2 separate regions of the Homo sapiens genome follow, and region 2 is linked to region 1. The links are chromatin loops, found by intact Hi-C in ENCODE. Cell type or tissue: B cell. All regions are shown on one strand. Links, peaks and the distances in the headings refer to the core of each region. The heading gives the core; the rest is flanking DNA. Region 1 holds the start of LOC105376646 (a long non-coding RNA gene). Region 2 overlaps ALX4 (ALX homeobox 4).

Evidence for each region. Hi-C counts contacts between places; a loop is a spot of excess contacts. Peaks named below come from ENCODE experiments on the same cell type or tissue, not always from the same donor. Only the 100,000 strongest peaks of a DNase experiment are listed, where the experiment ranks them.
Region 2: a loop joins it to region 1, with 6 times the contacts of the local background. A loop is called at or near these places in 101 of 110 quality-filtered maps.

What each region holds. Positions count from the first base shown.
Region 1 is chr11:44,521,411-44,526,777 of GRCh38, reverse strand. It overlaps LOC105376646 (a long non-coding RNA gene), which reads left to right and starts at 712. Exons shown (of 5, transcript XR_931232.1): 1 at 712-1,299; 2 at 2,740-2,939; 3 at 4,170-4,275. In B cell, for the core only: CTCF peaks have their summits at 2,895 and 3,097 (motif pointing left); a DNase peak (open chromatin) is centred at 3,087; H3K27me3 peaks cover 493 bases.
Region 2 is chr11:44,283,819-44,289,185 of GRCh38, reverse strand. All of the region lies in intron 1 of ALX4 (ALX homeobox 4), which reads left to right. Among named protein-coding and RNA genes, the nearest start is that of ALX4, 24 kb to the left of the region's middle. RefSeq lists enhancers at 1,634-2,606, 2,607-3,580. In B cell, for the core only: CTCF peaks have their summits at 2,481 and 2,690 (motif pointing left); a DNase peak (open chromatin) is centred at 2,685.

The sequences.
Region 1 (5,367 bases), core at 224-5,223:
GGGATAGGCCTGGGGCAAGGGAGCCCCCAGAGAGCCTGGGTCAGCTCGGATGAGGGGGCGGGGAGGAAAGCGGGTCGAGCAGAGGTGTGTTTTGAAATCTGCTTCCTTTTGGCCACGCTTGAACTTCCAAGCGGCAGGGTTTGACTGACAGGCGGGGAGAGGGAGAGCCTGCTCCCCACGGAGCCCGGGGCAGAGATGGAGGGGCTCTGCAGGGGCTCAGGCCCGGGGGGCTGCATCCTCTGCCCTTCCTCCCCCTACTCTCAGCAGGGCCTGGAGAAGGGGGTGGGTCTGGGCTCCCTGAGCCCAAAAAGGCCAGGGTTGGGGTGAGGATCTTGGGGTCAGAGACAGAAAAATCTCAGAATCACAGCAGGTCTGAGCCCCTTGGAACGCGTCTGACCACAAAAACAAAAGCACCATCAACAAGGACGGGTATCATTTACTGAACTCCTGCTGCTCATTCGTCAAAAGCTCAGAACATTGCCCTGTGTGCCTCGTAAATGCTGTAGGCATTTGTGAACCAGTAAATAAGGGGAGCCCTGGGACTGCCATTTGTCCTTCCCTCTCAGAAAGCGAACGGATGGATCCTCTACTTTTCCCTGGCCCTCCCCTGTGTCTCGGGGCTGACTCCTGCCAACTGTTGATATATTTCCCAGGCTCCTTTGCCCGCCGGCTTCCTGTTAGTCTTGGCCAATGGGAAGAACTGGATGGAGATCAGCGGGCGGGGCGGAAGGGAGGAGCCAGGGTCTTCCTCCTCATTTCTCTCTGCTTTAGTGGCAACTTGGGAAGTGGTTGGGTCACCGCCAGGGTTCCAGCTCCCATGGGCAGCCCCCTGCCTGACTGTGGTTCCGGTGTCCCACACCTAGTCTGGTTCCCAGGCTTTGGGTATCGGCACTTCCTCCCCGGTCTCTGGAGTCCCAGGTTGTCACAGCTGCCTGCCGCTGCTTGTCGGTGGGTGGCTCACCATCCCCGGTCAGGCCTTTCAGCTCCTCCAACACCTTCCGAACTAGCTCCCTATATCACATGCCCTCTGTTGAAATACCTGACTTGAGTTCTGGTTTCCTAGCTGGATCTTGACTAAGAGAAGCCCCTACTATGTGCCAGGCTGGGATCCCTGCCTTCAAGGAGCTTACAATCTAGTGCGGAAAGGGACGTTTGTCAAATCATCCCATGAATATGCATAAAAGTTCAGACAGCACCCAGTGCTGTGAAGGCCACTGTCGGTGAGGGAAGACCCTAGAGAGGAGGCTTGATCTCACTTGGGGCCTGGCAGGCACCTCGAGGAAGGGATGTATCTAAGAGGTAGTGTGTCTGATGCTCTGTGTACACCATTTCTCAACCTTGGGGCAATCCTGCAAGATCAGGGTCACTGTCCCCATTTTGTAGATGAGGACATGGAGGCCCAGCGAGGAGCACCCTCTGTTGCAGCCTCAGGATCCCGGGGAGACTGGCTGTGACTGGGACTCGGGTCTACCCACTCTTTGCTGCCTACTGTCTGGGACTGACATTTTGCAGAAGAGGGAATCAGCCTAGAGAAGCACAGTGACTCCTCCAGGGCCACCAAGCCAGGGGAAACCAGGTCACCTCGTCCTGGTGTAGATCCTGAAGGCTGCCTCTGCCCTGTGAGATTTCCCATGTCACTGCTCATTTGCACACTCAGCGCTTCCTCCTCCTCCTCCCAAGCTTCCTTCCAATTGGCGGCTGAGGCAGCATCAGAAACCACAGTGCTGGGCCCAGTGCCAGAGCCTCCCCCTCAGTGACCCCCTTCCCACGTCCTGAGTTTCTGAGACTAGCTCTGTCCAGGGGGAAGCTTTTCCAGCCCTTTCGAGCCCACGTGCACTCGAGAGTATGTGTGAAAACGTGCACTTACCTGGAGCATGTCTTCCCTGTGGTGTGCAGCGAGGGGCAAATAGGGCCCTCTCTAAGATTAGCCCCCAACCCCCGCCCCCGACACACACACACACTAATTTCCACAAGTATGGGCAGGACTTTCTGCTGAAGTCATCACAGATGGGTGGAGTTCGGGGGTGCTTGGTATCCTGGGGGTTTTCAGGGCAGTGTAGCCCCTGCACCAGGCGCTGCGTGCCTGGGGAGACACCAACAGCTTGCTGGCTAGGTGGTGGCCAGGCAGGGACAGAGAGCAGGCCCAGAGGGAGCCGGGGAGGCAGGACTCCAGGACATCTGGGCTGGGGGAAGGTGGAAAGTGCAAAATATCCGTGCAGGAGGTGAAGGCCTGGATGTGTAAGGCCCTGAGGTCTCTGACAGGAAGTGAAAACCTCAGGGAACTGGAAGCTTGGCTGGGAACAGGCCGTGAGAGGGAAACTCGGCCACACGGAGAAGCCGGCCGAGGCCTCCTTGAGCAGATGGGGATACTGAGGCTGAGGCAACTGCTTTGCTCAAGGGACTGGGAGTCTTTTTTATTTTCCACCCCACCGTTCCTAGATTAAAGCCAGCTGAGAATATTGCTTCTGTGACAGCCCGATTACCTTGGCCTAAATTTTCTAGTGGGTGAGGAGAGGCAGCACTGTGCTAACATAGCCAGCTTTTTTTTTTTTTTTTTTTAACTTTTTTAGTGACAGGGTCTTACTCTATCACCCGGGCTGGAGTGCAGTGACACAATCAATGACTTGCTGCAGCCTTGAACTCCTGGTTTCAAGCAAACCTCCTACTTCAGCCTCCTGAGTAGCTGGGACCACAGGCATATGCCACCACACCTGGCTAATTTTCCAATTTTTTGTACAGACAGGATCTCATGTTATTTAGGCTTGTCTGGGACTCCTGGCCTCAAGCAATCCTCCTGCCTCGGCCTACCGAAGTGCTGGGATTACAGGCATGAGCCACTGCACCCGGCCACCAGCATTTGTTAAAGTCTCACCACGGATCAGGCTCTCATCTAAAAAACTTGAAGTTGTCATTCTGTGTCCTTACAGTAACCCCTCAAGGTAGGTGTCACTCTCATCTCCATTTTACAAATGAGAAAAGAGGCTAACTAAGGGAAGTTAAAGAGCTTGCCGAAGATCACATAGCCAGAATTTTAATCCGAGGATCTGGAGCCTCTTTTGCGGTGCCATCAAAGGCTTGCTGGCTCCCCCTGGTGTGCCCTCAAGGCAGCTGCCTGTGACTGTCCTGTAGGGGAAGCTTTGCAGATAGGGGACCTTTGTAGATCGTCGATATCCTGGGCTCTGCGCATGCTGTGGTTCCTCTGCCTGAAATGCTCTTCCTGCCTCTTCTTCTTCTTCTTCTTCTTCTTCTTCTTCTTCTCCTTCTCCTTCTCCTTCTCCTTCTCCTTCTCCTTCTCCTTCTCCTTCTCCTTCTCCTTCTCCTTCTTCTTCTTCTTCTTCTTCTTCTTCTTTCTTCTTCTTCTTTTTTTTTTTTTTTTTGATACGGAGTCTTCCTCTATTGCCCAGGCTGGAGTGCAGTGGCTCAATCTTGGCTCACTGCAACCTTCGCCTCCTGGGTTCAAGAAATTCTCCTGCCTCAGCCTCCCGAGTAGCTAGGACTACAGGCGCACACCATCATGCCTGGCTAGTTTTTTTGTATTTTTAGTAGAGACGGGGTTTCACCATATTGGCCAGGCTGGTCTTGAACTCCTGACCTCGTGATCTGCCTACCTTGGACTACCAAAGTGCTGGGATTACTGACGTGAGCCACCGCGCCCAGACTTCCTGCCTCTTTTCTAGTGTCCTGGCCTGCTTTGGAGCTCAGTCTGAAGTTAGCTCCTGCTTTGGGGGTTACCTCCCCCTGAACTCCAGGCTAGGCTGGGTTTCCCTGTTTTTCCTCCCAGAGCACCTGTATATCTTCTTTGTAGCATTCATTCATTCATTCATGTTTCATTCAGTAAGTATCTACTCAGAGCACATGGTAAGTCAGGTGCTGGAGACAGAGCACAAAGGGGTCACAACTCCCACCCTCGTGGTGTGCACTGTCTAGTGGGGAAGACAGGAAAACAAAGAAATGCATAACCTTGTACCAAATACTCATACTCCTACTTTTTGAAAAATCAGGAAAGGGGATGGAGATTGATGGGGTGGTATTTTAGACATGGGGGTCCGGAAAGGTCACTCAGAAGAGGTGACATTTGAGCAGAGATGTGAGCAAAGTGATTTGTCATAGCATGCCTTAATTATTCTCTGAACTTCTGTCTCATGCCTGTCTTTTCTACTGGGCTATAGCTGAAGACAAAATATTTGCCAGTCTTGTTCATGAAGGTATTCCAATGCCTAGAACATTGCTTTTGCACATAGTAGGTGCTCAACAAACGGGCCTTGCACACAGTAGGTGAGTAAATGAGTGAGTGAATAAATGAATGAATGAATGAATGATGGAGGCAGAAAAATCTTTGCAGGCTCAAGTGCTAACTCTAGTCCTGTGCTCCACAACAGTTGCAGACATGTCAATCTCCTCCTCAAAGCCTCCCTTTCCTCCTAAATAGGGAATTAATGGGGAGCTTGACCGATCCTTTGGGACAGGTGTTAAGAATCTCAACTGGTTAAAAAATCTGGACCCAAAATAGATGATTAAGAGACCCAGAAGGCAGTGGGGCTGTGAGGACGTGGAGGGCAAAAAGGCATCCAGTTTGCATTGCTCCAATTCCTCCCCAGACAGCCAGCCTCGATGGACTGTCTGTAGTCCACACTTTTTTTTTTTTTTTTTTTGAGACTGAGTCTCGCTCTGTCACCCAGGCTGGAGTGCAGTGGTGCAATCTCGGCTCACTGCAACCTCCGCCTCCTGGGTTCAAGCGATTCTTCTGCCTCAGCCTCCCGAGTAGCTGGGACTACAGGTGCGTGCCACCACACCCGGCTAATTTTTGTGTTTTTAATAGAGGCAGGGTTTCACCATATTGGCCAGGCTGGTCTCAAACTCCTGACCTCATGATCCACCCACCTCGGCCTCCCAAAGTGCTGGAATTACAGGTGTGAGCCACCACGCCCAGCTGTTGTCCACACTCTTATTTGAGCCAGAGTACCCATCAGGGAGGCTGAGGTGGTGGGAGAAGGCTGCTTCCTGACTAACAGCTGTGCCAACTCCAGAGCTGCAGGTCCAGGCAGGCAGGGACCTCAACCCCAGCACAAAAGGATGTAGAGGGGTAGGAGGCCAGGGTGACTTGGGAGCCAGGGGCTTTATCCTACCAAAGGAAAGGATCTCTCCTGGAGCGAGGTCAGTGGAGTGGGTGTTAGCGAGGGCCTGGGCTTTAGGGAGGCTCATGGATGACCCAAGAGTTTCATGCCTGAAGGCTCCTGTGCTCCCCCAGTGAGAAGGATCAAAAGTCCACCTGCAGGGTCTCAGCATTCCCTAGGTCCGCCCTCCAGAGCTGAGACCTAGCTGAGAGAGAGGAGGTGTGAGAAGAGCTGAGGGGCCTTGGAAAGAGTG
Region 2 (5,367 bases), core at 171-5,170, 240 kb after region 1:
TCCATTGCAGAGGCCTTCTCCGACCTTTTCAACCAAAATTGACCGCTCCTTTCTGTGGGCCCTGCCGTGTCTGGGAAACAAGACTTTTGCCCTGGGGACCCTGGAACACTTGACCGTGCTTGTCCCTCATGCATCTCTTCCACTAGGCCATGATTCCTAAGGGAAGCTCTGAATGAATCAGTAAGGCAAGACACAGGGTGGGGGAGAGAACAGGAAAGACAAATTCCAGACACAAGCTGGGGGATGGAGGGGACCCAGGCCTTGGCAGAGGGGCCATGGGGGCTGAGGGCTGGACAAAGTTTAGGGTTCTTTCTTTCCACCATTTCTTTTTTTTATACAAGGAAACTTTACTCATTTGGACTAACTGTAGGACAGTTGAAATTACAGTAGACTCAAAAATTAAAGTACTTTTTAAACTTTTAAGTTCCAACAGTAGCTTGACCTTGGTCTCCTACAGCTCTCAGAAGAGCTGCTTAAAGGAGCCCCATGTTCTAATTGGGTCACAGTGGCTTCCACGGGAGTGAGGGCTTCCAGAGGGCTGGGGAGCAATGTGTGCTCCCAGAGTTGGCATTTGTCTTGTGATTTTTATTGCAACGTACAAGGCCCCTTGTAGAATTATGAATGGTGGTGGTGATGAGGGGAAGGCGGGGAGGTTGCCAGGTAAACTCATCCAGGTCCTGTTCAAATGATTACATATGCCAGCTTCACAAGAGGGGTTCCTAGGGAAGGTGCCTTCTTTCCATTAGTCCACATACCTTTTCTTTTAAAAACCTTTTTATTTTGATACAGTATTACACTTAAAGTTATAAGTGGACTACAAAGAATTCCCAGATGCCTTTTATGCTGACTCCCCAAATGGTGATGTTTTGCCATATTTGCATTATTTTCAATCTCTCTGGGTCTCTCTCTGTGTCTCTCTCTGTGCATATGCTCTGTTTATGTATGTATTGATATACATGCATACGATATACAGCTGTATCATTTAACAGTAAGTTGCAGGCTGGGCGCAGTGGCTCATGCCTGTAATCCCAGCACTTTGGGAGGTCGAGGAAGGTGGATCACCTGAGGTCAGGAGTTCGAGACCAGCCTGGCCAACATAGGGAATCACTTGAACCCGGGAGGCAGAGGTTGCAGTTAGTCAAGATTGTGCCACTGCACTCTAGCCTGGGCAACAGAGCAAGACTTTGTCTAAAAACAAACAAACAAAAAAAGAGTAAGTTGCAGACATATGACTCATATGCCTCTTTGCCTCTAAGTACTTCAGTGTGTGTAGGCCCTGAAACAAGGCACTGGTCCACATCTGAGGTCCCAGATGGTCAATGAAGTTGATCTTCAGCAGAGCAGTTTGATCAGGGGCAGCCTTGAAGGTTGTTGCAAGGGGGCCAATCTCTTGAGGCAGCTGAGAGCAGCCATTCTCCTGTGACTTCCTCCCTTCCTCCTTGACCCTGTCTCCTGTCTGCCTGTCCCAGTCCCACCCACAGCATCCACCCCAGGAGGGCCCAGTAGGCATGCTCCAGGCATGAGATTCAAGTCTCAGCTCTGCCTCTTACCAGTTTTTTGTTTTCTTTTCTTTTCTTTTCTTTTTTTTTTGAGACAGGTCTCTGCCTCTGTCACCCAGGCTAGATGGAACTCTGGGGTCAAGTGACTCTCCCACCTCGGCCTCCCAAAATGTTGGGATTACAGGCATGAACCACCACCCCTGGACCTTCTTAACAGTTATTGATTCTTAGCAAGGCATTTACCCCCTCTGGCCTCAGTTTCTGGGGCTATAAAATGGAAACCTGGCGGTTGTAAAGAGGCTGGAACCCTACTGGTGGCATAATAGATGCCCTAGTACTTTGTAAAGTACAAAGCCCAGTTCCTGGTTTTGTTTAGTTTGTTTGTTTGTTTTTTGTTTTTGCGAGAGCCCAGCATTAATCCCTTTTCGTTCCTGGACTCTGGGAAGCCCACTCCATCTCTAGACTAAGAGAAAAACAGTCCTCCCCACTCACCCCTGCCATTGCAGGAAGAACTGAGAGAGCTTCTGTGTGAGGGCGGAGCAGTGGAGGACGGGGTGGCAGACCCTGCCTCGGCGGATGCCTGCCTCGGGAAGAACCCACGGGGAAGCTGGTAACAAGTCTGCCAGCCACATGGAAAGCCGCTGGGCCAAACGACAGGGGTGTCCTAGGGAGCTTTTGCAAGGCAAAGGCTTTTGCAAGTTAGTCAGTTTCCTGAGCACCCACTGTGCGCCACCCTCTCTGGAGGGCCAAGGAATCCCCATGGGTCTCCAAAGGGAGGCCACTTAAGGAATGAAAAAGAGCCCAGGTCTCAGCCTGTCTGTCACTCAGTCACTAGTGACACTGGTGGGTCCCTTCTCTCGGCGCCTCACTTTGACCGTCTGTCCAATGAGGATGCTGGGGCCACAGTGTGGGAATTCTGAGGAGACTGGAATGAGGCAGGAATGTGAAAATACCCAGAACTAGGGGAGGAAAGACCCCTGCAAGGAAGGCCAGCGACCCGCCCCATCCATCTCTTTGTCCCTTGTAGTGCTGGAATGGTGGCAGACGCGTAGTAGGGCTGAATTACTGCTTGAGTGGCAAATCCTCCCAGCTAGGACCTGGGTCTTCAAACAAACGTCTAGAAACCTCATTAGGCACTGGGGCCCCAGGATCATCACCTTCCGTCCAGTGACTTTATTGGAACTGCAGTGCCTCCTGGTGGCCAGCATGCACAACTGCAGTCTTGATCTTGGCCTGCTGGGAGTTGGGCCCTGGAACCTGAATGCTTAGCCTTCTGGGTAAGCAGCCAGGGCCGGGGACTCCTCTTCAGTCTTGGCTTCCCACAGGGCTGTGCCCCTCCATCTCCTCTTCTCATACCCCTCCCTGGCAGGAATTCATGCAATGTTGTTGAGCTGAGCAAACAGAAGGCAAGAGGTTTGTCCAGGGCCAGGGAGCTGCCGGGGTCATCTTTGGTCCTTCCTGCCCTGCGCTGTGGCTGGTTTCCTCGACCCCCCTCATCCTGAAAGGTCCCTTCTTCCGACTCCATGCAGCAGCCTCCTGACACAAGCAGTGTGTGCAGGGGACCAAGGACCTCCTGTGTCTGGAGCCCAGCTCCAGGGCCTGGGGCCTTTTCCTGCAGACACACTGGCCACCCTCAGCTGTGCCTGCAGAGCTGCCCCAGCCAAACCAGAGGCAGAAGGAGCCCAGAGGAGTCTCCCTCAACCCAGGCACACACAGGCATTTGCATTAATTCCAGGGGTGTGTCCTGAGCCCTTACTCACACGAGGCCCAGGCCCCAGCAGTACATCTGGGAGGCCCACTCTGACCAGCTCACAGTCTAGGGAGGGAGCAGGCCCATGAGCCGGTGCTGTAAAGCAGGGGATTCAGTGTTTAAGAGGCAAGGGAGGTCCTGGAGGAAGAAGGGTGGCCCTTGGCTGAGCTTTGAAAGCCCAGGAGAGGGAATTCACAGCAGAAGAAAACAAAAAATAAAATGTTCCATAGTTAAAAAATAAAAAAAAAAAAAGGAAAGACAAGATCTCACTTTCATCCATCGTGCTGGCAAAGATTTTAAAAACACTATAATGACCATTATTGGCTCTGAAGTGGGAGGGGACACCGTGGTAGCTGAGGACATTACATGTTTCTGGAAGACAACTTGGCCGTGTTTCTCAGAGACCCTCAGATATGTGGATAATTGAACTTCATATTTCTAGTTCTTGGAGCTTCTCCTAAGGGAATCGCCATGCATGTATTGAGAGATTTAAATCACAGACCTGCTATGATTTCAAACAAGTAGAAACCTGTGAGCCCAACAGAAAAGGATGGATTAAATAAAATAGTGATTGTTCTCGCTACGTAACCATTAAGGATGGTGTGGTAGAAGAATATAGAACAGCATGGAAAGGGGTACGGAATATGGTTAGATTTTACTAAAATGTTTATAGGCTGGGCACGGTGGCTCACGCCTGTAATCCCAGCACTTTGGGAGGCCCAGGAAGGCAGATCATCTGAGGTCAGGAGTTCGAGACCAGCCTGGCCAACATGGCGAAACCCTGTCTCTACTAAGAGTACAAAAATTAGCCGGGCGTGGTGCTGGGTGCCTGTAATCCCAGCTACTCAGGAGGCTGCGGCAGGAGAATAGCTTGAACCGGGGAGGCGGAGGTTGCACTGAGCCAAGAGTGCACCACTGCACTCCAGCCTGGGCGACAACAGCGAGACTCCATCTCAAAAAAAAACACAAAAGTTTACAAAGTAATGTTTTCTCTGTGTGTGTTTGTGTGTGTGTGTGTATGTGTATGTGTGTGAGTGATTTTCTTTTGGTCTGTCTTGATTTTTTTTTAATCTTCCATATAGAACATAGATTACATTTGTAATGCGAAAGAAAAGTCACAAAAGTTACAGAGAAAGCTATCCAGGTGAAAGTAGTAGTTAGCCACAGACAGGAGAGGCAGAGAGACATGCTAGGTAGAAGGAAGGGTGCCCGCAGGAGTGCGGAAGCCTGAAGATACTCGTGCAGTGCGCTGCAGAGCGGAAGCAGGTCTCTGAACCTCAAGCTAGATGGAAGGCTGGCGTGTAAGTCCGTGAGTCTGGTGGGGACCAGTCCTGCCTTCGGGACCCTGAATGCCACATAAGCCTGATGTACAGGGTTGGCAGATTTAGCAAAAAGCAAGCAAGCAAACAACAAAACCAGGTTACTCAGTCAAATCTGCATTTGAATAATGAATAATTTGTAGGATAAAAGTATTTCTTGTGCCATATTTGGGATATACTTATATTGTTTAAAGTGTTAACTGTTTATCTAAAATTCCAGTTTAACTGAGTCTCTCCAAGTGGTGCTTGTCTCTTGCTTCCCATAATCCCACAGCACAGAGCCCAGCCCGCTCTCAGAGCATGCACCATCCAGGATTCTAATCACTGCTTTCAGATATTTCAACCTGTTCCTGGGAAAACAAATAGAAAATTAATTCAGACCAGCCCCGCCCCGCCCCCCAAAAAAAGAAAAGAAACAAAATTAACCCATAGACCCATATTGCCACTTCTGGAAACTTGTAGTATTTTCTGAGGACAAATGCTCCACTCCCTTCCTCTTTTTGATCAAAATGAGATTTATTTGATATAAATTGAACATCTTTGCATGTGTTAAAACGCTATCCTTTCTTAGCATCATCTCATTCATTTGTTCATCAAATGTTTACTGAGCATCTACTGCATGCCAGCTATGATACTAGGTGTTACACAGCAGGGTAAACAAAGCACACATGTTCAGATATATTCCCTGCTCCATGGGAGGGAGAGAGAGAGAGACAATAAACAAGGGGAAAACAGAAGAACAAATAAATACCTAATATTGGCGCGGTGGTCCATGCCTGTAATCCCAGCACTTTGGGAG